Linked DNA regions of Mus musculus: region 2 is linked to region 1. A link is a loop called in an ENCODE intact Hi-C map of the cell type or tissue named here. Cell type or tissue: gastrocnemius. All regions are shown on one strand. Links, peaks and the distances in the headings refer to the core of each region. The heading gives the core; the rest is flanking DNA. Region 1 overlaps Il16 (interleukin 16). Region 2 has its middle 16 kb from the start of Tmc3.

Region 1 (12,097 bases), core at 2,465-10,464:
GACCGCAATCCTGCTGTTGAGGTTTGATCTGTTGCTGTGCATTGCAATGCTAAATACTGGCCCCTGAGATCTGTTTGCCCCCAATGAGTGGATCATCAGGGATGAAGAGATCCCTATGTATACCAAGTGATGCTATGTCATCTTGACCCCAAAATTATCCCTGATTGGTCAATAAAGATGCCTATGGCTTGAGCAGGAGAAAGGTAGGCAGAGTTTGGGTTCCCAGGCTTTGGGTCTGAGGCAGAGACCACAAGGTAAAGAGAAGAAGAAGGAAGAGAGTATCATGTGGTGGGTGGATTGTGAGAACATGGCCAGCCAGTTGAAAGAGCAACCCAGGTAGAACAGGCCAAATGATATCTCAGGGTTATTGACAGGGAAATAGATCAAGTAGCTTAGAGCCCAGCTCTAGTACTTTTAAGGCTTATTATAAATATAAAGCTTTTGTGTCTTTCGTTTGGGAACAAAACAATCTAAGGTGGGATTTAAAAACACCCAAATTGTATTTACCACACCAGGTGACTGACATGGCAGCTGTTGATGTGTAACAGAATCAAGACTGAATATTTCACCATTTCTGCTGAGGTCAACTCAAGATACTCCATGCTGTAAGACAAGGGTCTATTCAGAAATGAGGACTCACCTCAGCCGTCCATCAAGATGTGCCACGGATCCTGGTGACAGTGTGTGAACGAAGATGCCTGAGATGCACTGGAAGTAGGGGATGCTGCACAGGCCGATCCCCAGGCCAACACCTGCCTCTGGAATGCAAAATGGAGGAAGAGTGGAAGATGTGAGCCTTTCTGGGGTGGGGACTAGCCTATTAGGTGTCTCTGACCCCTGACATCCTGGGCTTGTCAAGTGTCTTGGACACAACATTCATTCCAGCCCTGTGTGTGGCGTGTCACTGTGCACAGGGGCCACTTGGGGACCAAATGATGCCCAAAGCAGACAATGAGAAGGGGGTGTAGTAAGGTCAAATGGAGAAACACTAGGAAATGAGAGAGGGAAGACACCAGGCAAGAGCTAGAGGAAGTGGGAAGAGGGGAGGAGACAGTGATCTATGCAGGAAATGAATGGGACCGTGTTAGAAGGTGGCAGCACAGCCCTTCATGCCTCAGGGACTACATTTAGTCTAAACCATGGATGACAATAAAGAGCCAGGATGAGGAGACAGGGCAGACAATTGACTAGCGGAAACAGCCCAGGCATAGGCTGGGCTGGGAGGAATACATCATGTTGCTATAGGTCCTGAAAGGCCATTGTGGGCAGAACATGGATAGACATGCAGAGAGGTGATGGACCCAAGAGCATGGATCCCAGGCAACCAGGAATGCGGGATGCAGAGAGAGATGAGGTGGCATAGGGCAGGGATCAAGGGCTGGACTCAAAAGGCTTTGTATGCACAGGTATACAAAAACAAACTCTTTGACTGAGAAGAAATGCCATGGGACAGTCAGGAATGAGGAAGTGGTATACCTTAACTTCCATCTTTAGTAATATATCTGGCTTTACAAGGAGAGATAACTATGGATGGTTAAGAATGGAAGTGCAAGGATCACTGGAAAGGTCCAGAGGGGTAAAGAGGGCAGCAAAGCAGAAACAGGAGTGCACAGAATATACTCCAAAGGGGTGGAATATAAGCATAGCATGATAAAATTTCTCCAAGGCAGTCTTGAATTGAGGGATTGGTGGGCGACAGGCTGCTTTCAAACAAGGAAATCTGGAAAGGACCAGACCTATGAAGTCTTGCCCTACAGGCACTCATGCCGTCCATGAGGTAACTGGGAAGATGTGAGAAGAAGATGGTTGCACAGGGCACATGGGTCCTAGACAAACAGAATGCAGGTGATGTTAGGGGTATGGGGACCTCCAGAATGGCAGAGGAGACAGATGGTTGGCTAGATTGGAAAGGCCTTGGAAACAAAAACATGGCAGCTAGGAAGGACCAAATGGAAGGTCCATGGAGTAGTAAGGAGAAAGAGCCTCCTTCAGGTTTTCCTTAGGCATACATAGCTTAGAAAAAGTGGTTTCACCTTTTGATGTTTGTTCTCCCAACAGCACCAAGAGGGATGGCTGTTGTGGGTTATTGTTATCAAGGTTAAAAAATATATGGGCTGTGACATGCACTGTGAACAGAGATCAAAGTCGATCCTGATACCCAGGTCTCCTAACCAGGGCAAGAGCTCTTTGGCTTAATAGGCCTGTGGGTCCCTGAAGCTCACACCAAGCAAGACTGAAACAATCTGCGGGGACAGAGGCTATGATGTGGCTGCTTAAAGCATCTCAGCACTGGTTCTAGTGCAGGCCATCAGGAGAAGCAGCAGACTAACGCCATGACTCACCCACATACCATGCCATGCCTGCTCCCTGAACTTCACCACAGGAGCCCTATGGGCAGTGTACAAAGACAGATCTATGGCTACCGAGATTTTGTGCCAGAGATGCGTGAAGGCTTAGCAAGCTTGTGGTCCAGCAGAGGCACTGAGACATGCATCCGGCAAGGGGCCCATTGCCTGCTTCTGGCCCCCATTCCTACACACATTTGCTCCTCATTTATCCCTTTCTCTGGTTTCCCAGCCTCTTCGTTGAAACCCTTTCCTTCCTCTCCATCTTTCAACCCCACCTCCTTCCACTTGCACCAGCTACTCCAGTCTTCCCTCTGTCCCCAGAATGCTTGCTTATCACTGTAGGTGGAGACAAGCTCTGCATCTAACACTGTCCCTTGTCCTTCCAATCTCAGCTCAGCTTCACTATGGCAGAGCAGGCCTCTAAAGCCTTCTAGAATTATCATCTGGGCAGAGGGGATGGCTGTGGAACTCTGAATGTCGTCTAGATTAAAAAAACAAAAACAAAAAACAAAACAAAAAAACAAAAAAAAACAAAACCTTGGTCATCTTGCAGAAGAAAGAAAATAGGCCCACAGAGGGCCAGTGAGCTGCTCAAGGTCTCAGCAAGATATTAACTGCAGAGTCTAGGGCCTGGTCCATTATGGTATGGTGTGTGTGTGTGTGTGTGTGTGTGTGTGTGTGTGTGTAGTAAGTTCTCTGTTATATGCTTGCTAACCATCTCATCAAAAGATATTGTCTGGGTTCAGATGGCACAGATAAGCTTCCAGGAGCAGGATGAGGAGCCAGCGAGATAGTGCTCAGCTGCAAAGATAACTGTCCCTAAGCTTGATAATCTGAGTTCAATCATTAGGACCCACATGGTGGAAAGAGAGAATTAACTCCGACAAGTTGTTCTCTGTGGGGGATATGCACATGCATGTACACAGGTACACACTAAATAAAGGGGTGGAAGGAGAGGAAGAGGAGGGAAGGAAGGAGGGAAAGAAGAAAGGAAGGAAGGAAGGAAGGGACCTGATTTAAACCCAACTGGATAAGGCTTATGCCTTATTATTATATTATTATCTGCTAGCAAACCTCATTCTGTGATGTTTCCATATGATAGAGGCCTGGGTAGCTCTGACAGAGACTGGCAGACACTGGCATAGTCTTGGACAGGGGCAGGAAAAGGGACAATATTTGAAATGTAAATAAAGAAAATATTCAATTAAAAAAAAACTTGGCACCTTACTCCTACCTTTCTTCAGAGACACCTCCACCATGATTCTGTAGTTGGGTTTGGCAGTGCTAGCAGGAGACGCTGGACTTTCCAAGGAGAAGGGGCTGCTGTCCTGGGCACCACATGTGCTGGAGCTCAGGGAACGGCACAGAGGAGGTGACAGGTGGCTGCATAGTGAAGGGGGTGTTGTCAGGCGAGTCCTCACTGTCAGAGTCAGCAGCCCCTTCTTGGCTTGCTGGAAAAGAGTAACCGTATCTGGAGCAGTTCCAGACAGATGAAGAATACATGCCCAGTAACAATGATAGATGTTCCTCCAAGGAAATGTAGGTGTATGTGCATGGGTAATGTACAGACATGTGACAAGTTACACATGACACATACATGCACACGCACCAAGGTATACATGTTATATGATATATGATGTACTCATGAATTGAACAAACTGAATGGAGATGAAAAGTAGCTTTTAGTGATGTCTTAAAAACTAAAAACATATTCACAAATCTACTAGTATAAGTTCATGGAATGCTTTGAGGCAGCTTTATAAATCTTAAGTAGTTTGGATATCCTTTGACACCAGTCCTGATTATACTCCCCTTTGTAGAAGAATTTCTTTAATGCTGGGCCCAGGGCCAGCATTGGCTAGGCACCTCTGCAAAGGATCAATTTTTCATTTTGTGTACCTTGCGGAAGAAAGTGATGCTGGGTTTGGTTTTATTGCCTGAAGTCTCCAATGGACAGCAATTTTAATCCAGCAACATGGCTGCTCTGGCAAGGGATCTCATCTAAAGACCTAGGTATGTGTGACCCAGCTAGGATACAGACATGACACACACCTTTAATCCCTCTGGCTGGAATACAAACACATCCTTAGTATACACCTTTAAGATAAAATTAGTTTTTAGAAGGAAACAGCCACGTTTGAAAGTGATATCTAATTGAGGGGCAGACAAAGTGGTAAATCAGAGAAAGATTTGACAGAATGAGTCAAATATAGGATGTGTCCAACTCTCATGAGAACAGCACAGGAAAGATAAGTTATTTAAGAGCAGAACAGGGAGAGAGTCAGTTCAGCTGAGTGGAGTTGAGTTTGGAGAGTTAGTGGGGAGTCAGTGAGTTCAGAGAAGTAGAGTTGAGTTTTGTTTTATTTTGTTTTGTTTCGTTTCATTTTGTTTAAGTTGGGTGCAGATCAGCAGAGGCAGCTGAAGCCAGAGAATAAGAAGGAGCCAGAAAATTAGAATAAATTGCCAGAGTGAGTTTGAGGCCAAGCAGATCAATTCAGTGAAAAGCAGAGACAAGCCATATTGAATCAGTCAGCTTGGAGAGGAGTTTGAGCCAGGACAGCTGAGTTGAACCTGCCAGCTAGAGTTCTGTAATAACTAGAAAGCAGTAAGCCTCTGAGATGCCAATTACATCTGGCCTAGTATATAATATTTACACTCAGAGTATGGACAAAGACTGAGAAGTTACCTTAAACTTCTGCAAAGCATCCTGGTGTGTTAGGCCAGCCATTGATTCACCATTGAGTTCCAGAATTTCATCACCTATTGAGAGACAGAAAGACAGTAGCTAACAAGCTTTATTCAGTATTTTGGAATATGCTTGGAGTCTTGTGTCCTGTGCCTGTGTGTGCTCTCCAAACCTTGCTCTTAGCCTTTGGATTCACCATGCTTGAGCAGTGCCTGGGCCATCAATCATCAAAGAATGACTTTGCTACACTAAAACATAACTCTGTTTCCTAACAGCTTGCCATAACTGTTTCTTTTGACTCAGATACTGTTTTATGTGTCAGTGTGGAGGCTGCAGAGCAGCTCGGAATGGTGGGCTTCTGAAACCAAAGGGAACAATGACAGCATTCAACCCTTGTCACTGGAAGACTCTATGACTGAGAATACACATAGTAAACGTATTTGAAAATGCTCCAGCCTTGAGGGCTCATGACTGTAATTCGAATACTTAGTAATCACAAGCCACAGAGTCACAAGAAGTTGGAGGCCAGCCTGGGCTACATATCAAGTCCACAGCTAGACAAGGCTATGAAACAAACACAATCGAAACATACTTAATTGTGAGCTGAGAAAGGAATAGACAAAGTCAAAACTTCGGGATGACCATTCTTTATTAAATGGAGGCTGGCTTTAAGTTATCAAAATATCTACTCCAAAGGACCAATAACCCTGTTTTGGGCTTGTCTGCTGTGTCCTCATTTGCAAGAGCTCATGAGCTATGTTGGCTCCTAGCTGGTGAGCCTAGCTTGTGCCAAATCCATTTCACACAATTGTTTTTGGGGAGGAGAACAAAAGCTAACGGTCAGTGGCTTTGATCCGTATAGCAAGCTTGTCATGGATAGCATATTCTTTCACAGAGTAGACTTGAGCAAGTCACTTTGGAAAACAATCTGGCCAATTGTTTGAGGCTAGAGCCAGGAATTGACTGTTTGAAATTCTCGGTTTTTATTATTGCTATTAACTAATGGAGACAAATGTCCCCCACCCCCAGCCCCAAATAATGAAGGTTTCCATACAAAAGTTACAAAACAACAAAGGCTAACACCCTGGATTCTAAGCCACACATCTTCCCTTCTCCCAGGCTCTTGTTTTCTTCCTGATTGAGGCTTAGCTGTTCCACTAGACCTCATCTCATCCTCACCCCCATGCCCCCTCCTCTTCTCCCTCCTCTACACCTTCCTTGTTTAATCCTTTCAGTTCACCTTTTCCACCAAGAGCTCCCACCGAGGCAAACCTCTTTTCAGAGGCCTGCCAGACAGTGCCATCTAGTGCTCACCTAGGCTCATCGCCCTCCTGAAGTTCCCACTTAATCTTTTTCCATTTCTCTCTTCCTTGACCTTTTCTTTTCTCCAGTTGACCGAGACTAGAAACATTCACACTTCCCACCATCCCTGTGCTGCCTCTTCCCAGGCTCTGTCTATTCTCATTGACTCTAGTCGATGGGAGAGTTACTCTTTCAAGCAGCCATAACAACAGCCTCTGCACTTCTCTTCTGCTTCCAATCTCTCTCCAGCCAACTGCATTCTATACACTGCCTTCTGACTCATCCAAAGCCTCTACGCCCAGTGCCTCCCCAGTTATAAATGCAGCATTTTCTGGAAAGAGCCAAGACCATAAATACTTTAATCTTTGGGAGTTACAACATCTCTATAATGGTGACAGGGCTGAAACATCAAGGCAAGCCATCAAGGCCTTGGATGAAAGAATGTGGCTGAAATTTGAATCTCATCCTAATTTGCACATGTCACAAAAATCAAGAAAGAATGTTTTTCAATGTACTGGATATTTTATTAATGGATAATCATCAGTTTTGTGTATGAGCATTTTGCCTGCATGTATATCAGTGCACCACGTGTGTGCCTGGTGCTCTCGGTACTCTCAGAGGCCAGAAGAGGGCATCGGCTCCACTGGAACTAGAGTTATGGGTAGTTGTGGGCAATTGGGTGGGTGCTGTAAATCAAACCCTGGTTCTCTGGAGAGCAGTCAGTGCTCTGAACTACAAAGCCAGCTATCTCTCCAGCTGCTCACAGGATTCTTTTACTCATTTAGAATGCTGGAAACCTTCCTTTGTTGTGATATACGCCTGCCATCTAGGACTGTAGTGTTCCCACAGCCCCCTGCCCCCAGATAGCTCAGATGTTACAGGTGGTTAGACTGCCAGCCTGACTTACAGACACTGTTCTGACAAGAAAGTAACTGATCTCTCAAATTCAATTCAATTTCTTTCCCTTCTCTTCCTTCCCTTCCCTTCCTTTCTTTCTCTTCCCTTCCCTTTTGTTCCTACCCTTGAATTTTGCTCCATGACTGAAACTTAGAGATCTCTTTGGAACAAGTTGGTTGCCCATCATCCAAACCCAGACTTGAGGTGGGGTGGAGTGGGGTGTCTGGCAATTGTGTCCCCAGGTCTCTTACTTAGAGGGAACATCTGTCCTATGAGATATAAAAGGAGCTGAGAGAAAGAAGAGGGAAGCAGAAGGAAGGCAGAAGGGAGAGCTGCTCATGGGGAGACCATTAACCATTCAAAAGAGGGGTCCTGTCTGATTTTTATGTGGATAAAGTTCCCTGAAAAAGATACCTCTTTGTTAAAAATTCTGCTGAATAACTGGCTGTCCAGAACTGTCTCGCTATGGAGAGTTGCAGATCAAAAGCCAAAATTAACTTAGGCTAGCTTTAGTTGCCTTAATAGCCCTGAGTCACTCTCCACCTTTATACCTGAATACCATCTTTCAGACTACCAGGTATAAAGGTGGTGAGTGACTCAGGGCTATTTGAATGTATTAAGATCACCACCTTCCACCAACCTATAGCTAAGAATGCTATCACATGCTCTCTGAAACCTAGATCAGAATTTCACCCAAGTTCCTGAAACCCACCTGCCTGATGTTCCTGCTGCTCTATGTGACAATGCCCTGACTTACGACTTCCTTTTGTTCTGTGCCCAGAAAAGAGGTCATGTGGCCCACTTTATGTCAACTTAGATGCATGTCCTTGGGCCATGTCCGCTCATATTTGGCTCAGAATAAACTTCCCTTTATTCTCACTGGTGTGAGAACTGTGATCTGTGTCCTTATGTTCTTTATCCCTGGGACCTAGAGCTTGGTGGGACTGTGAGAGAAGTGCAGGTTCTGCAGTCCCATGGTCTCAGGTGAGGAGGCGGAGAAGGTGAAGGGGATGGGGTATCAGTGAGTCCCAGAAATTGAACAGGGGCACTGGGAAGGAAGGAACAGAACAAATGCTTCCACCCCAGGCTGACAACAGCACCTGGAAGGGGAGGTGGTGTTGTCAGGGAATGATTGTCCGGAATCACTAAGATGGAACCTTTCAAGGGGGTAGTTGCCCACTGCCTGGAGCCCCGTCCCACAACCCTGGAAGTGTACTTTAAGCTCTCAGTCTCTTTGATGCCCTGGCAGCTCTGAATGCTGTTTGTGACCTCTCAACCACACCCGAAAAGATGGAAACCTACCTTCCTGAAGCCGTCCATCAGCTGCAGCTGCTCCCCCTGCAAAGATGCTCTTCACATAAATTCCAATAGGGCCGTAAATGCTGTCCTTTCCTCCAACAATGCTGAAGCCCAGGCCCTGGGTAAGGAAGAGAGGGATATTGTAGGGATATTCCAGCTGTTTCTTGAGCTGATATTTCCTAAGGACTTACCCCTAACCTTTGCAGAAAGGAATGAGGAGGAGACAAAGTCCCTTTAGTCCCAGAGTTTCAGAGCTTAATCAGGCAAGGTAGGAAGAGTAGTTCATGGGCAGCTTGGGCTATGGCATATCAGCAGCTCAGCCGTAGGCTCACCCACGAAGCTGGCATTTCCCATACACGTGGAAGCTGGGTTGGAACTAGTACCCTATTCTCTCCACTTGACTATTTTCACCCAGTCACTTCCTCCCTCTGAACTTCAGTTTCAGGTTATAAAAATAATGGTACTTAATTCACAGGTTGTATTTGAGAATAAACTGCAATACCCAGGAGAATCACAGAGACATCAACGGCATCAGTAGTAACACAGTGTGTGCCACAGAAAGCATCCTTTCTGCTAACAAAGGCCCCTTGCTACCCTCCATCCTGTGCCCAACCTGTCCCCTGCCTAAGGACACCAGTCACCTGCTCTTACTATGGGTGTCGTCCTTGCTGTCTTTATTTCTAGGTCATTCTCAGGACTGACGGACACATCCAAGGATTGTGACAGTGGCACAGGGAGAAGCTGGGGCTCAGTAGACAGGTTCCGCTGTGGGGACAGCTACAAGGGAGCCAAGGCAGTCTGATGCAGAGCTGCCCCATGCAAGGTAATAATGAGGAGATAGAGGGTCTGGATTCCCCTGCAGACTTTCCAGTGGATTAAAGAGACAATTTGGGTTGGTTTAGGTAACAGCAAAAGAAATATCTACAGCTCCATTCATTATGTTGAAGATAAAGGATCTTTGCAATTCCCCCAATAAGCTGAGTTCAGCCTTAGGGAACTCCCTTCTAAACTGTGAGCTATCAGAAGTCAGCTAATTTCATTTTTTTTTTTCATGACTGGCCTCAGACAGCTACTTTAAGCACACATGGGGCAGAATAAGCGAGGGCCCTTCGGTTCACCTCGGAAGCATCTAGGTGAGATCGGGTGCTTGATTCCTAGACAAACTCTTAAAGCAGTGGTTGCCACTAGTAATGGCACCACTCTTCATAGACTAGTCATCTCTGGTGCACGGTTCTCAGAGCCCACATGGAAACAAAAATGTCGGTGGTGAGAGATCACCCCAGATATCTCTTGTGCTCATCCCGAAGCATACTCACTACCTCAGGCCTGAGACTTTGCATTGCGTTCCTTGTGGTCACTGGGACCAAACGACTGGGTTACTAATGAGAAAGTGGGACTGTCCAGAGAACCACACTGTACACACTTTTCCCTTGTCACCTGGGGGACCTTTCTTTGTATTACCTGCTGAGCTCCCAGGACTGAGAAGGAACAGGTGACAGGGAAAGACGGCTCCAGGTATGTGGTGGGGTCCCTCCCTAGAATACAGCAGCCATTAAGCCCTTACCCCAAATTGGCTGAAGTGTTGTTAGGTACATTAAATAAGCCCGCTGTTCATCTGAGCAGTTAACTTATTTAAACAGGCCTTAAAATGTGGCAGCCACTCCCTGTGCCTACCCTAGTTATTTTAAGCATGTGCAAGTCTGGTACAGTTTGGATGTGAAGTGTCTGAACACTTGGTGTTGTTTGGGGAGGTTGTGGCACATTTAGAAAGCAAAGCTTCCCTCGAGGAAGCAGGCCAGTGGAAGGTTGGTGATAGGATTTGTAACCTGACCCCACATCCTATTCAGCCTCCATTTCTGGAGCCACTGATATATGAGCAAGAAGCCTCATGCTCCTGACACTGTGGGCGAAGCCAACTTCTGCAGAGGTGCTTTCCCTATCGTGGTGGACTGCACACTCAAACTGTGAGGGTAAATAAACCCTTCCTCCTCTAAGCTGGTAAGTGGCCAGGAAGGTACCCAATACAAAGCCCCAGGCATGAGGTAGCATGCTTTAGGGTGAGCACAAGAGATACTGGGGCATTCTCTCACTATCTATACCTTGGTTTCCCCTGTTGATACTTCTCAGGCATGGGATAGACATTAGTATGATGTGTCATCATCTAGACAGAACAGAGTCCATTCTGACTCTTCAGGATGCTCCGACAGAGCCAGAACATCTGTGGCCATCAAATGACCCATATGGAAACACAGAGTCCATAAAATTTGTGTTTGAGTCCAACTTTCTTCTACCAACATCTGAATGTGGATGTGAAATCCAGCCCTATAAATCAATGTAAGGGAATTTAACTTATGTTTCAGGCAAGATGACATTGTGGGGATATCATGTCAAGAGGAGCAGGGAACCAGCCTGGAGAGTGCTGGAGCAGTTGGGGAGCACTGCGGTGTCCTCAGAGAGAGAATGATCACTTAGTGGAACTGGAAGAATCAGAATTGCCTTAACTTCAACAAGAAAGTGTGAATGAACTTGTCTGCCCCCTCGAGTGGATGATAACCCTGGTCCCACTCTTCCTTGGAGCAACTTTCCCAGAAGAGAGCGAGCGCTGCTCTGGGGCTTCCTGTTGGTGATGGTCTCTGCTCACCTTTGCTTGGCCCTTCATCAGCACTATGTTGGAGATGACTGACGCCTGCAGACCCCCAGACAGCTGCCCGAGCTGAGCTGTGCTCAGTGACCGAGTTGGTCTTGCAGTGCCCTGTAATGAAGAACCCGAGAGGGTAGAAATGAGCCACCTGTGAAATCAGCCAAGGAGAAGAGCCCCACTCTCTGTCTCCCAGGGGCCAGCAGTATAAGAGCTGGAGGGTGATTTGAGGAGTGTCATTCAGATATGGTGGCTTATGCAGGAAGCTTTCCTCCAAGTGACCTGGCTGGTGAGCCTTTGTGAAAGCAGTAACATCACACACCACACTGCCCTCAGAATTAGTCTCAAAGGTCAAGCAAGACCTTGAGCTGAGTTCGAGACATCACTATAAAATTGTGTTCAGCTCAAAGCACATTTTCCAAAAGCCCTGCTTGCGCTAGGCATGAGTGTGCAGTAGGCAAGAAGTCTAGAACTCAAAGACTCAAAGGGGGAAGATGAATTCCACAGCTGGAGGTTAACCAGATGCATAAAAGAAGCAGAAAGGGTCAACAACTAGCAGCGTTGTGTCTCAGAGCCCCACTGACAAGCAGCATGGTTTGGTGGTGTGCTGAAACTTTGGAAGCCACATCCATTTCCCAGATGGTTCTCCCGGCTCTGCCGATTATCAGCAGATTGCTTTGGAGAAGTGACTTTGTCCCTCGGAGCCTCAGTTTCCTAGTGTAGAAGATCATTTAAAAAAAAAAAAAAGATTTATCTGTGTGTGCAGCTTCCAGGAATAATTAAGCATTCAAGTGCTTAGGCCAGGGCTTGGTCCCCAGGAGGTGACTGTACATCCTTCATTTTCTACCTGCTGCTTCCTATCTGGCCACTAAACCAATATGTCAGCCTTGAGTGTATAAGGGGGACTCAGATCAGATGTTGCAAGGT
Region 2 (12,097 bases), core at 1,692-9,691, 110 kb before region 1:
TGCTACATAAGTGGGGGGAACTAGGTTCAGCCTATGTATGCCCTAAAATGTTATCATTTTAAGATTATCTATTAAAATATATCTACACATGACATTAGTCACTTAAGTGTATAATTTGAAAAATTTTTGTCAAATGTTCGCATCCATGAAACTACCTCCACAGTCAAAATTAAGGACAATTTCTTCTTCTCGAGGATGTCCCCAGTATCATGAACTTCTTTACAGTCAAGCATCGTTCCTCCATTATTACTGTCAGTCAACAACATTACTTTCAGCACAATGATTAAGAACACAAATCCTGGGCTGGAGAGTTGGATCAGTGGTTAAGAGCACTGACTGTTCTTCAGGGAACCCAGGTTCTATTTCTAGCACCTACATGGTGGTTAACAATTGTCTGAAATCATGGATCCAACACCTTCTTCTGGCATCTGTGAGCACTGAATACATGTGGTGCACAGACATATAAGCAATCAAATTACCCATGCACATAAAATAAATAAATTTGAAGAAGGGGGGGGGGGTGGCTCAGTCTCCCAAGTACTTGTCAGGCAAGTGTAAAACCACCAAGTCTGGATTCCCAGCACATCAGAAGAAGCCAGGCACAGCAGTGTATGCCTGTGATGCCAGCCTCATTCACAGGGCCTTAACCAGTCAGTTTAGCTCAATCAGCAAGCTCCAAATTCAAAAAGTAAAGTGCAGAGTGATACAGGATGGTACCCTGTGTAATCTAGTCTTCACACACACATGCACACATATGGACATATATACTAACACATAACACATGCATAACCCCACATGAAGTCATTTTAAATGCAAACCACAGCAAAGAAGAGTACCAAGGGAAAAAAAAAAGATGCTGAAAAATACAGACCTTTCTTAGCTTAGTGGCAGCTGGTGAGAGCTTACCTGTGCCCTTACTGGGAAAATTTGTAAAGTAATGATGCAGTTACCTAGACTGCAATGCCATTGTAAACTAAAGTTTGTAAAACACGTGTGGGATGACTATTTACCTAGTTATTTCTAACCCTATTCAAAGCATACTTTGAATTGATAGACCATGAGGACTTTTTATTTCATATTTCAAGAATCCTATTTGTAAGCGGGATCTCACCTCTGATACTGCCTGGAGGGCCAGAGACCAGAGGCTGGGCAGCCCAGAGGACTAGCAAAAAGGAAAGAAAAAAAAAAGTCAAAGAAATGGTCACTAATCATATCCTGTTATATTCATAGATGGGACCCTAGCATAATCATCACCAGAGGCTTCTTCTAGAAACTGATGGGAGCAGATGCAGAGGCCCACAGCCAAACATTAAGCAGAGCTCAGAGAATCCTGTGAAAAAGGGAAAGGAAGGATTGTAGAAGCCAGGGTGTCAAGGACATGACCCCACAAGAAACCCCGCAGAATCAACTAACTTGGGCTCGCAGGGGCTCTCGGAGACTAAACCAATAACCAGGGATCCTACGTGGGTCTGACCTAAGCTTTCTACATATATATTACGATTGTCTACGTTGGTCTTTTGTGGGACCCCTAACAGTGGGAGTGAGGCCTGCTCTGACTCCTGCCTGCTTTGGAGCCCCTTTTCCTCCCACTGGGTTGCCTCATCCAGCCTTAACATAAGGGGAGATGCCCAGTCTTACTGTAACTCCATATGTCTGTCTGGTCGAGATCCCTGCACTCTTCTGAAGGGAAACAAAGGAGGTGTGGATCTGGGGGAGAAGAGAGGTGGGCAGGGGAGGAGACGAAGGAGGGAAACCGTGGTCGGGATGTTATATCCTATTTCTAGGAGACTCTCTTGGTTTTAAAAGGCCAGTGGCATTAAGTACACAATATTGTGTGTGGGCTGAGACTCAGCCACAGTGTAGGTCCGATCTACATGGTCTTCCGGGAGGAAATGTCATTCACCACCCACACACTGAGGCAATCTGAGGCCTGGGCGGGGCAGTCAGTTGAGAACAGCTGCCTCGCAGGCTGCAGTTAAGCATCTTCTTCAAAAAAAAAAAAAAAAATACAAAACAAAACTGATTCTAATACAAATAAACGGACACTGCACTCGCCTTGAGAAACATGACCTGAGTTTTAATTTTACTTCTTAAAATAAATTGTTAAAAAGTTAGTCATCTTATTTATGTGACCGTTTTCCCTTGTGTGTGTGTGTGTGTGTGTGTGTGTGTGTGTGTGCGTGTGTGTGTACTACGTCTATGCCTGTTGTCCACAGAGGTCTGAAGAGTGTGTTAGATCCCCTGGAACTGAGTTTGTAAATGTTTGTGACTCACCATGTGGGTGCTGACAATCCAACCCAGGTCCTCTACAGAAGCAACAACTGGCTCTTAACCACTGAACTACTTCTCCAGTCCGAACCCTGAGGTCTTTTTAGAGACCTCTTTTAATCTTTAAGTAAGGGATTTGAGTCCTGACTTTCTTGAAACTGGAATTACTTTTTCTGCTGTGTTATGAAAGTAGGTCAAAGGGTTTCTAACAGGCGCTGCTGCCTCTGTTGGGGAGACACTGAAGAATCCTTGTCCAGCTGTGAGCATCCCTGAGTCCAGGCCTGGGAAAAAAACAAAACAAACAAAAAAAAAAAAACAATTGACACACTCCGGAGAGGAGAAGAAGCCTGGAGTCACAGGATAGGTTTTCAAAAAGGGTCCAATCTAACATGGGTCTCCTAATTCTCACTCTGCCATTCAGAAAGCATTGGCCTTCCCTCTGCTCTTGCGCTCTCTCTCTCTCTCTCTCTCTCTCTCTCTCTCTCTCTCTCTCTCTCTCTCTCTCTCTCTCTCTCTCTCTCTCCATCATGCCAAAGCAAGTGGGACAGGACAGTAGAGCAAAAAGTGAGATGGAAAAGCAACTTGTTTCTCAGAACACCAAGGAAGACAGAGGAGCCCTCTTTGGATGACCCAGCACCAAGTTCAAAGGACAGGAAACGAACCCCAGCACATGCTGAGCTAGCTGTTGTGTGGACTCGTTCCCCGCAGGAGGCTCTGGCCTCCAGCCCGGGGAAGAAGTCCTGATTTTTGAATAACATGTTCAGAGAGGGCGTTCCTCATACTCATCGGTACTGAATAGAAGCCACTCCGCATCTATTATTAGTTCCAGGAAATGACCCACAAAGAATATGTCACAAATAATTACAGGAACTCTCTAACAGGAGGGATCCTTCAAAAAAGAAAGAGAATTGGTCAGTTCAGCCTTAGGAAGAGCTTGCTGTTTGCTGAGTATAAAGCCTGAGGACCAAAATGAGTTCTGATTTAGACAATGTCTACAGTAGACAGAACGTATCAGGCAGAACCACAGCCATTGTCTTCAGATAACCCTATGGGGAATTCTCCTTGGAGCCAATATACTTCTGAAACAATTAAAAAAAAAAAAACGATAATAAAACACAAGATATTTTGAACAGCGATCTCATTACCTTGAAAGTGCACTGCTTTTATTAGTTCTGTCTTTTTAAGTATATTTTTTACTTTAATTTAAAAAACCTCCCAGATAATAAAAGCACATAGTTTGTGTTTGTGTGGGGTGTGTATTCACTTATCCACATGGGTGCCTGTGTGTGCGTGAATACATGCGTGCCTTAGGGGTCAGAGATTAAGCTTTGATGTTCTATCCACTGTCTACCTTGTCTTTAAGATAAGGGCTTCATTGATGTGCCATTCACCAGGGAGACTAGATTGACTGGCAGCCCCCAGAATCTGTTTGTCACTTCCTCCAATCCTGGAGTTACAAGAACATGTCACCACCATGTCTGGCTTTTTAACATAGGTTCTGCAAAGCCAATTCAAATCCTCATGCTCTCATGGCAAAGACTTCAGTAACAGGGCCATCCCCAAGCCATTACATACATAATTAAAAAAAAAAAAGTCAAATAGAGGCTCACAAACAAACACAAGGTTACAGTCCTTTATAAAGACAGCCTGTTGACCTTTATTGTCCCTCCAGACAGTCGACACAAAGATAAATTCTCTTTTCACAGTGATGATAGTGGCGGTAGGGGTATCCTGGGCTGCCTGGTACTGGTTTGAGCATCCATTCCCAAGAGGAGTACTCAGCAGGGAGGGTGGCCCTAACCCTGGACTTACTATCCAGAAACCACTCTGGGCGCTCTAAAGACAGCACTAAAGACAGTGAGTGGCCAGTTATGGCTATAGTCCAGTGTGGGCAAAGAATGGGCTGTAAGGGGCCACCATGCTCACCGTTATACTCCCACAGACCCTTTTCTCTTCCTCCCCACAGTAGGCTGAACAATGGTCCACAAAACAGTGAGCCTTACCCTAGAAGCTGAGGAAGTTTTCTTCTAGGGCAAATATGACTTTCTAAATGTGATTAAACTGTGGGTCCTGTGATAGTGAGATTTTTCCCGGGTGATCTCCGTGGACTTGGCATGAGGGTGGGGGTGGGAGAATAGGAAGGCAATCAGAGACCTACGTGAGTTGTTACCTTGCTGGCTTTATGTAAGGAGCGGGTGTGGCAGCAGTCCCAAGATGGCGCCCAGGACTGCAGCTAAGTCTTATGACTTGCACCTGACTTCCTCATACACCTGAAAATAAGCCACGACCATCGTGAGAACTGTGCAGGTGCACCATGATGCTGGCGGTGTAAACAAGTCCATATTTGGTGGAGACATGCCCCTGCCGCCCTGATTGGCTGAAGCTGTGTGCATGGTGAGGTGGCGTGGCCTGCCGTGAGTGGAGGGGGGCTGAGAGTATTTAAGCAAACCTCCCTGGGTTCCCGGGGTCCCCATAGCAGCATTGAGACGTTCCTGCAATAAAGGCTGTTGAGAAGAATCCGACCATGTTGTGTCTTCCTTGCCGGCCGGCCGAGGTGGACGCAGCAGCTTTAGAGGTAGGGAAAGAGAACATAGGTCAGGGAGTGTGGAACGGCAGATACAGGGGTGCCGTTCAACTTTAGAGAACAAATACACGGTGAGGGGTGAAAGTGGGAATTCCTGCCCAGTTGCTGTGGATGAACCCACCTCCCTGTATTTAAATGACAGAAATGTGTTTCTGTTGCAAACAGATGTCCCTGACCTTTGCCGAACTTTCTGCCTTCTTGGTGCTGAACTAAGAGTGGATGCAGATCTGAATGCAGCCACAAGATGGAGACTTTGTCTTGGTTAGCGCTGGGATATTCCCAGCGGTAAGAAACTTCTGTGCCTACTAAGCAGCTTTGATTAATCTCCAGTTCAGCTCTTGACCCGACCCGCATGGAGGAGAATCTGGGAGCCACAGGATAGGTTTTCAAAGGGGGTCTGATCTACCAAGTGTCTGCTAATTCTCACTCTGGCATTCAGAAAGCATCAGTCTTCCCTCTGCTATCTTCTCCAGCCATATGTGCTTGCTGTTCATATACTCTAAACATCACATTTCTTCATGTAAGAAAAAATTGCTATTGCTGTTGTTTTCTGCTTTCCATTTCCTTCCACTGTTTTACATAAAACAGAGGACTAAAAATTATTTCACACAGTATTATCTTCATGAGACTTGGTCCAGACAAACTAAGGTTCTCTTATAGCTCCCATGGACTGCTGAGCTGTGCTCTCAGGTTTCTGAATGAATCAGACGTGGGCAAGGGGCTCTGAGTTAAGGGAAGTATGCAGGCAATTGGTATAAATGGAACACACTCTTCTTCCTATCACTAGAGAAGCGTATGACCAACACTGACCAAGAGGATCTAGAGACTGGGGTGATCCTTGGGCAAATGATAACCTGAAATAGACCATGCAGGACACATAAAATTTTATAAACCCGGAAGAGGGCAAATGGCTCCATAAGCAGACAGATGGCTTGAGCAAATTATGGAGCCAGGAAAGGAAGCAGAAATTGAGAGAGCAGAAGGTATGTTAGGTCAGCTACAGAGTGGAAGCAGATGACTCCAGCCGATGAGAGGCTTACAGTACAGTCTTCTTCCTCACTTGTGGCCTGTGCAAATGTCAGCAGAGCTTTGCTTAGGTCTCTCAGGGACCCAGGCTGAGGTCAGCCCTGTCATCCTGCATCTCCATTACATGTTTTGCCTTCTTAGTTGCTGCTGTAGGAAAAGTGAAACTGAAATATTATTCACTATAGGCCCCACCGCTTCTACCTGGAGGGGTAGCTGTCCACTCTACTCATATTGTTTAAAAAACATAACAGCTTCTAACTACCAGCACCTAGACCCTCTGAAGCATATTACTTTCCCTGTCACAGGAGAATTCCAAAATCAACCTATTTGAGTCATAAGATAGAAAGACATTCAAGTTTTAGTGAAAGACATAGGACTTCCTTCAGCACTGAGAAAATCATAACTCCATTTTAAACACACAAAAACATACGTGTGTACCAATAAGCCAGATTTTGCCAAGAATCAAACACAAGAAGCAGAGGTGGTGGTGGTGGTGTTTTCTGATCCTGTGTATGAGGTTTGCAATTAATTCTGCAGAAATTATGGAAAAGATGGCTTCCAGGGACCTCACACAGCTCCAGGTATTGCCATGCCAGCCAGATCTGGATCCCCAAATGTCAATGTAAACATGAGAAATCAATCCCCCAAATTTTAGAGGGTGGAGCTACCGATCTTAAGGTGGCTTCAAGTATTCTGTGTCTACAAAGTTTCCTAAAAGGTGGTCTGTGGTGGTTAGAATTAGAATGGCCCCATAGGCTGATGTTTGAATACTTGGTCTCTAGTTGGTGGCTTGTTTGGAAAAGATTAGAAGATGTGGCCCTGCTGGAGAGTTTATGTTTCTGGGGATGGGATTTTAAGGTTTCAAAAGATTATTTTGAGTCAGCACTCTCTGCCTCATGCTCATGGAATCAAGATATGAGTTCAGCTGTTCCTACCTTCCTTCTACCATCATGGACTCTTGAGCCTATGAAACTGTAAGCACAAATAGATTCTTTCTTTTATAGTTGTCATGGTGTTTTATCACAGCAATAGAGAGCCCCCCAACTAAGACAGCATCCTTCTCCTTTTTTGGCATGCATCCAGGAAAGCACACAGGACAATAGCAGAGCAAGAGTTGCCTTGACACAGAGAATGCTGTGAAGTTTACAGAAAAGCTGACTGGACTGTGTGGTTCCGTGATAGGATACTGTATAAACTGATGCTGTATAAACAGCAGGGAAAGACCTGGCTGGCCAGAACCATGACATGAGATTCACAGAAGAGCCCAGTGATACCTGGTACTATAGTCTAAACACATTCCTTGATTGTGTGTGATTGATGGACACAGTTCCCAAATTCATATGTGGCTGGGGACTCTGGAAGGTATAGGGGGATAGATTCAGTCTTCAGGCCAAGGAGGTATCAGATGATAGGATCAATGGTGTTATAAAAAGAAAGAGAAAGGTACACACTGGCCAACTCTCTTTCTTGTCCCATCTCAGCCTCTTGGCTTCCACCAAGAGATGATACAGCATGATTGCCCTCATTATATGCATACCCCTTGGTCTTGGACTTTCTAGCTTCTAGAACTGTGAGAAATAAATCTATGTTCCTTATAAGTTACCTTGTCTTAGGTAGCCTGTTATAGCAGCACCAAACAAGCTAAATCACCTGCAACTATGTCCTAGACATTAGTGAACAGAGTGGCATATTGTGAGCACCAATCACTATTGATCAACAAATTACTGAATGAATGAATGAATGAATGAATGAATGAATAGGTAGCTGGGTGGGTAGATGGATGGATGGATGAACGAACGAATGAATGAAGGCTTTATTTAATGAACTTCAGACCTTCTATAAACCTTCATTTGTCTTCATCCATGTTCTAAGGACTTTCTGAGCCATAAACTCCCACAGCTCAGGTTTCCTGGATGGCCATAAGCTAAGCTGCAGGTTCTGATTCCTTTGATCTGCATCTTCTCTGGTCTTCAGGAGTCCAGACTCCATGGCTGCTGGTGTCTCCTGCCAACATGGCCTGGGAATGAACAAGTAGGCTGTCTAGGTTCTGAGGCATGGTCTTAACAGCCAGAGAAGTACAGCAGATCTCATCTGCCCCCACAGGCCATTGAAGGTTTCTGTCCTGACTGGCCAGCCTATGTCCTCACTTGCCTACCACTGTGCTTTCAGAACACGAACTTACCCCTGAAGACTGAAGCTAGGCAGCCCTCCTCCCCTCCCTTCCTCTTCCCTTCCTCAGTTCCAAGCATCTGCCCAGCAAAACCATGACCTCGTTCTGCTTAGTCTTCGGCAAGCTGCTTCTAGGGGAAGGGAGGGGGTGTTGCATACTTTCTTCTCATTTCCTAAGGAAGTATACTGGGTCAGATAGAAGTTACTAAATGTTTGTGAGAGCATGAAGCTTTACTAAATGAACGTTAACTCACCCAGATAGAACACCAACGGGAGAAACAAAGGAATGATTCCTTCCTCATACATTTTGGTGAATCGGTGAATTTAATCTGAGTACGGGAATATGCGTAAGGGCTTACTCACAGAAGCAAAGGCAACTGAAGGCTACACAACTGAAGAAAAAATTACTCTTCCCCATCAACAGTTAGCTAATAAGTAAGTCCTGGGGCTGAAGGTCTTATGTCTCTCTCCTATTTGTGTGTGTGTGTGTGTGTGTGTGTGTGTGTGTGTGTCTGTGAGTGTGTGTCTCTGTGTGTGTGTGTGTCTGTGTGTCTCTGTGAGTATGTGTCTGTGTGTCACTGTGTGTGTCTGTGTGTGTGTCTGTAGACTTTTTTTCCTGCATGTATATCTGGGTGCCTCTTTAGTGGGTGCTAGAAAAAGCCAGAAGAGGGATCCTATCTCTTTGAGCTGTTGTGAAGGATGCTTATGAGCCACTATGTAGATGCTGGGAACTAAACCTGGATCCTCTGGAAGAGCAACAAGTGCTTTCAACCACTGATGCCTCTCTCCATTCTCACCATTCCCTTGGTTAGCTCCTTATAGTTCTTATAAGCCTCTCCCTTCCTTTGTAACAGAAAGCCTAGTCATGTGCAAATCTCCTTAGAGAAATCACAGCTGCTGAGTTCAAAAGTGCAGAAGCTGTGTCATGCCCAGAGGATGTCGTTCTAAGCCAGTTTGTGGGAGGAATAATGAGCGAATATTCTAATTCACTCTGTATTATACAGAAAGATCTTCGCATTCTTCTTGTCCAGGCCACATCATCTTCTCCTAGAATACACCAAGTTAATGACTTGTACTTTAACCTTAGGATGGTGTGGGCTTGTAAGACACAGGACAGAGAGGTCATAGACAGAAGAAGAGTGATAGAAATTCAAGAACCAAGCAAACAGAACTCAAACACAGCTTCGGGAATCATCAGTGGTTTTCCTCTGTCTCTGCTGACTGCCATCTCTGTTTTATGGCCATTTGGGGATCATTTGGTGTCCATCCCATAATTGTTTTCTCACTAAGTTTGCTTTACACAGAAAAGTGATAATGTGGTTAGGAGGCTTTCAAAAGCCCCTAGGGAGATTGGCTTACAGGGTTGTGTATCACATCATGAGAACAACAAAACTGGACAGACTCCCCTTGGTCCCGTTGGAATGCTTGCCTCATGAGGTCAATGCACAGGGGATGTGTGAAGCATCCTACGAACAATGGTGTGGCCTGACTGTTAGGAAGTGTGGTCTTCAGTCCCATCCATGACACAAGTGCTCACAGTTCTCAGTTGCAGTGGCTTAGCCCTCTGCTCAATCTGAACAGGGCTGACATGTGGGCTCAGCCCTCTGCTAATTCTTACAGGGTTGATATGATCAGCACATACCAGCATATCTTCAAAGTTCATCCCTGATGCTTTCCCGAGAGAGGTCTAGGAAATTAGATCTCATGAACCTTCCTCTCCATCCTCCACCTCCCAGTGTTCTGCACGCACCCAGAGGCTAGTCCATCACTGGAAGGAAATCCAGGCCACACTGAAGCAGATGGCACCTCGGGGTGATAACTAGGCACATGGAATGGAAATGTGACAATTAAGTAGATGAAAGGCATCGTGCAAATTTTCCAAATGATAGCACTCAATTCTTCCAAAAGGAAGAATATCCTGTTATATATACCAAGTACAGATCATCACAGTTTCCAAATTAGTAAAGTGAGAATGCAATAAGGCCTCATCTTAACTTCATCAAAGATACTGTTACCGGAGTTGCTGAGGTCAGAGCCCATGCCCTGGCAGCTCTGACAAGCCAGGCTTGTCCATCTTTCCTCAATAGGTCTGTGTAAAAAAAAAAACAAAAACGTGTAACCATGAAGAGGAGAAAGGAGAGTTGTAACCAACGTGGCCACAGTGAGAAAAGAAATAGAGAGGCCCTGTGAACCTACTACCCAAGTCCCTCTTCAGAGTCCTCACAGGAGGTTTAGGATTAAATAGTTTAAATAGAAGGAGGAAGAATGTATAGATTAGCAGTCCTGGTCAAGGTGTGGTCCTGTCTGTCTCTCCTAAAGGGCAGAACAGTCCTTAAGGTGGAATCTCTTTCCAGAAACGAGCTTCTCCTTTACCTGCCACCAGACTTCAGCATTTTTCTTCTCCCGGTGTGAGACTCCTGGGAAAATACCAGTTTCTTTTCTTTATAAATATTTATTTATTTATTTAATGTATATAAGTACACTGTAGCTATCTTCAGACATATCAGATGAGGGCATTGGATCCTATTAAATGGTTGTGAGCCACAGTGTGGTTGCTGGAAATTGAACTCAGGACCTCTTAACCACTGAGCCATCTCACCAGCTCTGAAATCCCAGTTTCTTGGGGAACCATTGTTTTATTAGTCTGAAAGCCAAAGAGAAGAGAACAGAATACCTGCTTTCCTGCTAGGTTCGTTATACCACCACTTAGTAAACGTCCTCTTTCTTGTAGCTGGACTAGGACCTCATACTCATTTACCCAGCCCAGCCTCACTGACAAGCCAGCAGGCCGCCACCATCTCTGGGAAGGAGTCCTGTGTCCCTAGCTTTGGCAAGCTGCTTCCTTAGCAGATGAAGTAACCAGAGTTAGCATCTTTCCATGTCCTCAGATTGTCGCAGGCTGGCTTCTTGGGAGGAGGAAGGTATTTTCAGCATTCTGTCCATCAGTGGAACAGGTTAAAAGAGCGTTGTAGTGTATATGCCCAGGATTAAAGCCCTGTGTATCAGAAACACACTTGCAACATTTCCTTCACAAATCGCTCCATGAAATAGAATCAGTTATCAAAACTGTACTTAATTTCAAGTTCTCTAAACAAACCTCTGTGGTAATGTTAAAATAATTTTAAGAATTATGAAAATCATTTTTATAACAACAGTTCATATAAAATTAATTAATCCAAAGCATCCTATACAGAATCTCATAGTAAGGCTTAAATAATCAACAAAGTTTAGAAAAATATGGTGTCAATTTGGGAACTCTCGCTGTGTTCAGGCACAGTGCTGGGCCTATAACACACAATTGTGCTAACAGCTACAAACTTGCCAGGTTTCAGTAGGGCAACCTGCAGGGGTATCTCAACATTTCATGTAAGGAAAAGTCTTGAAGACAACCACTGGCAAAGACAGGGTTAATGTTTAGACTATTTAACCAAAGGCTGTGTTCACAGTCACATGTCAAGTAGATTGTCTTTGATTGAAAAATTATATTTTTAAGGAGAAACAGAGACAGTCACAGACTTGCCTGGTATTGTTTTCCTAATTCACCTAAATATATGAAAATTGATACGTTCTGGGTTTGGGGGTGGTGGTGCTGGTAGATTTTGTTTTCACTGTCATGTAAAGGTAAAAAGCAAACTATCAAGGAATAAGTGTGTGTGTGTGTGTGTGTGTGTGTGTGTGTGTGACCTAGAAGGAACAACTGATGTAAAAGAAAAAAAGGCACAGTTTGCTATTGATGAAGGGTATACATTTGCTGTTCTAGCAACTGGGGTTGTGAAAGAGACCCTGCCTGAGCTGTGTTGGGTAGAGAGGAGAGGGCAGCGTGGTCAGAAGAGAGGACAAGAGAGTCAAACTGTCTTAAATGAAGCTGCGCTTTAACATTGTTGGTTTCTGAGAAGAGGGAAAGCATCTCAGGGGTCTAGTATATTTGTAAGTGGCTAGAAGAGCACAGAGAGCATATTTATAGTAAATACATTTGGATTATTTTTCTTCCCATGATACCCTCATAGAGTTGGGTCCATTCTTGAACAGCTTATCTCAAGCTTCCTCCCC

The links. A loop is a pair of places that touch in the nucleus more often than their neighbours do. Peaks named below come from ENCODE experiments on the same cell type or tissue, not always from the same donor. Only the 100,000 strongest peaks of a DNase experiment are listed, where the experiment ranks them.
Region 2: a loop joins it to region 1, with 7 times the contacts of the local background. A loop is called at or near these places in 35 of 42 quality-filtered maps.

Annotation. Positions count from the first base shown.
Region 1 is chr7:83,669,452-83,681,548 of GRCm38, forward strand. Il16 (interleukin 16) reads right to left here. Exons shown (of 19, transcript NM_001360087.1): 5 at 11,174-11,284; 6 at 8,536-8,650; 7 at 5,035-5,108; 8 at 3,583-3,799; 9 at 641-758. Among named protein-coding and RNA genes, the nearest start is that of Stard5, 43 kb to the left of the region's middle. In gastrocnemius, for the core only: a CTCF peak has its summit at 6,343 (motif pointing left); a DNase peak (open chromatin) is centred at 6,304.
Region 2 is chr7:83,563,166-83,575,262 of GRCm38, forward strand. No RefSeq gene overlaps it. Among named protein-coding and RNA genes, the nearest start is that of Tmc3, 16 kb to the right of the region's middle. In gastrocnemius, for the core only: no CTCF peak of the experiment used is centred there; DNase peaks (open chromatin) are centred at 2,951 and 5,111; H3K27ac peaks cover 1,613 bases.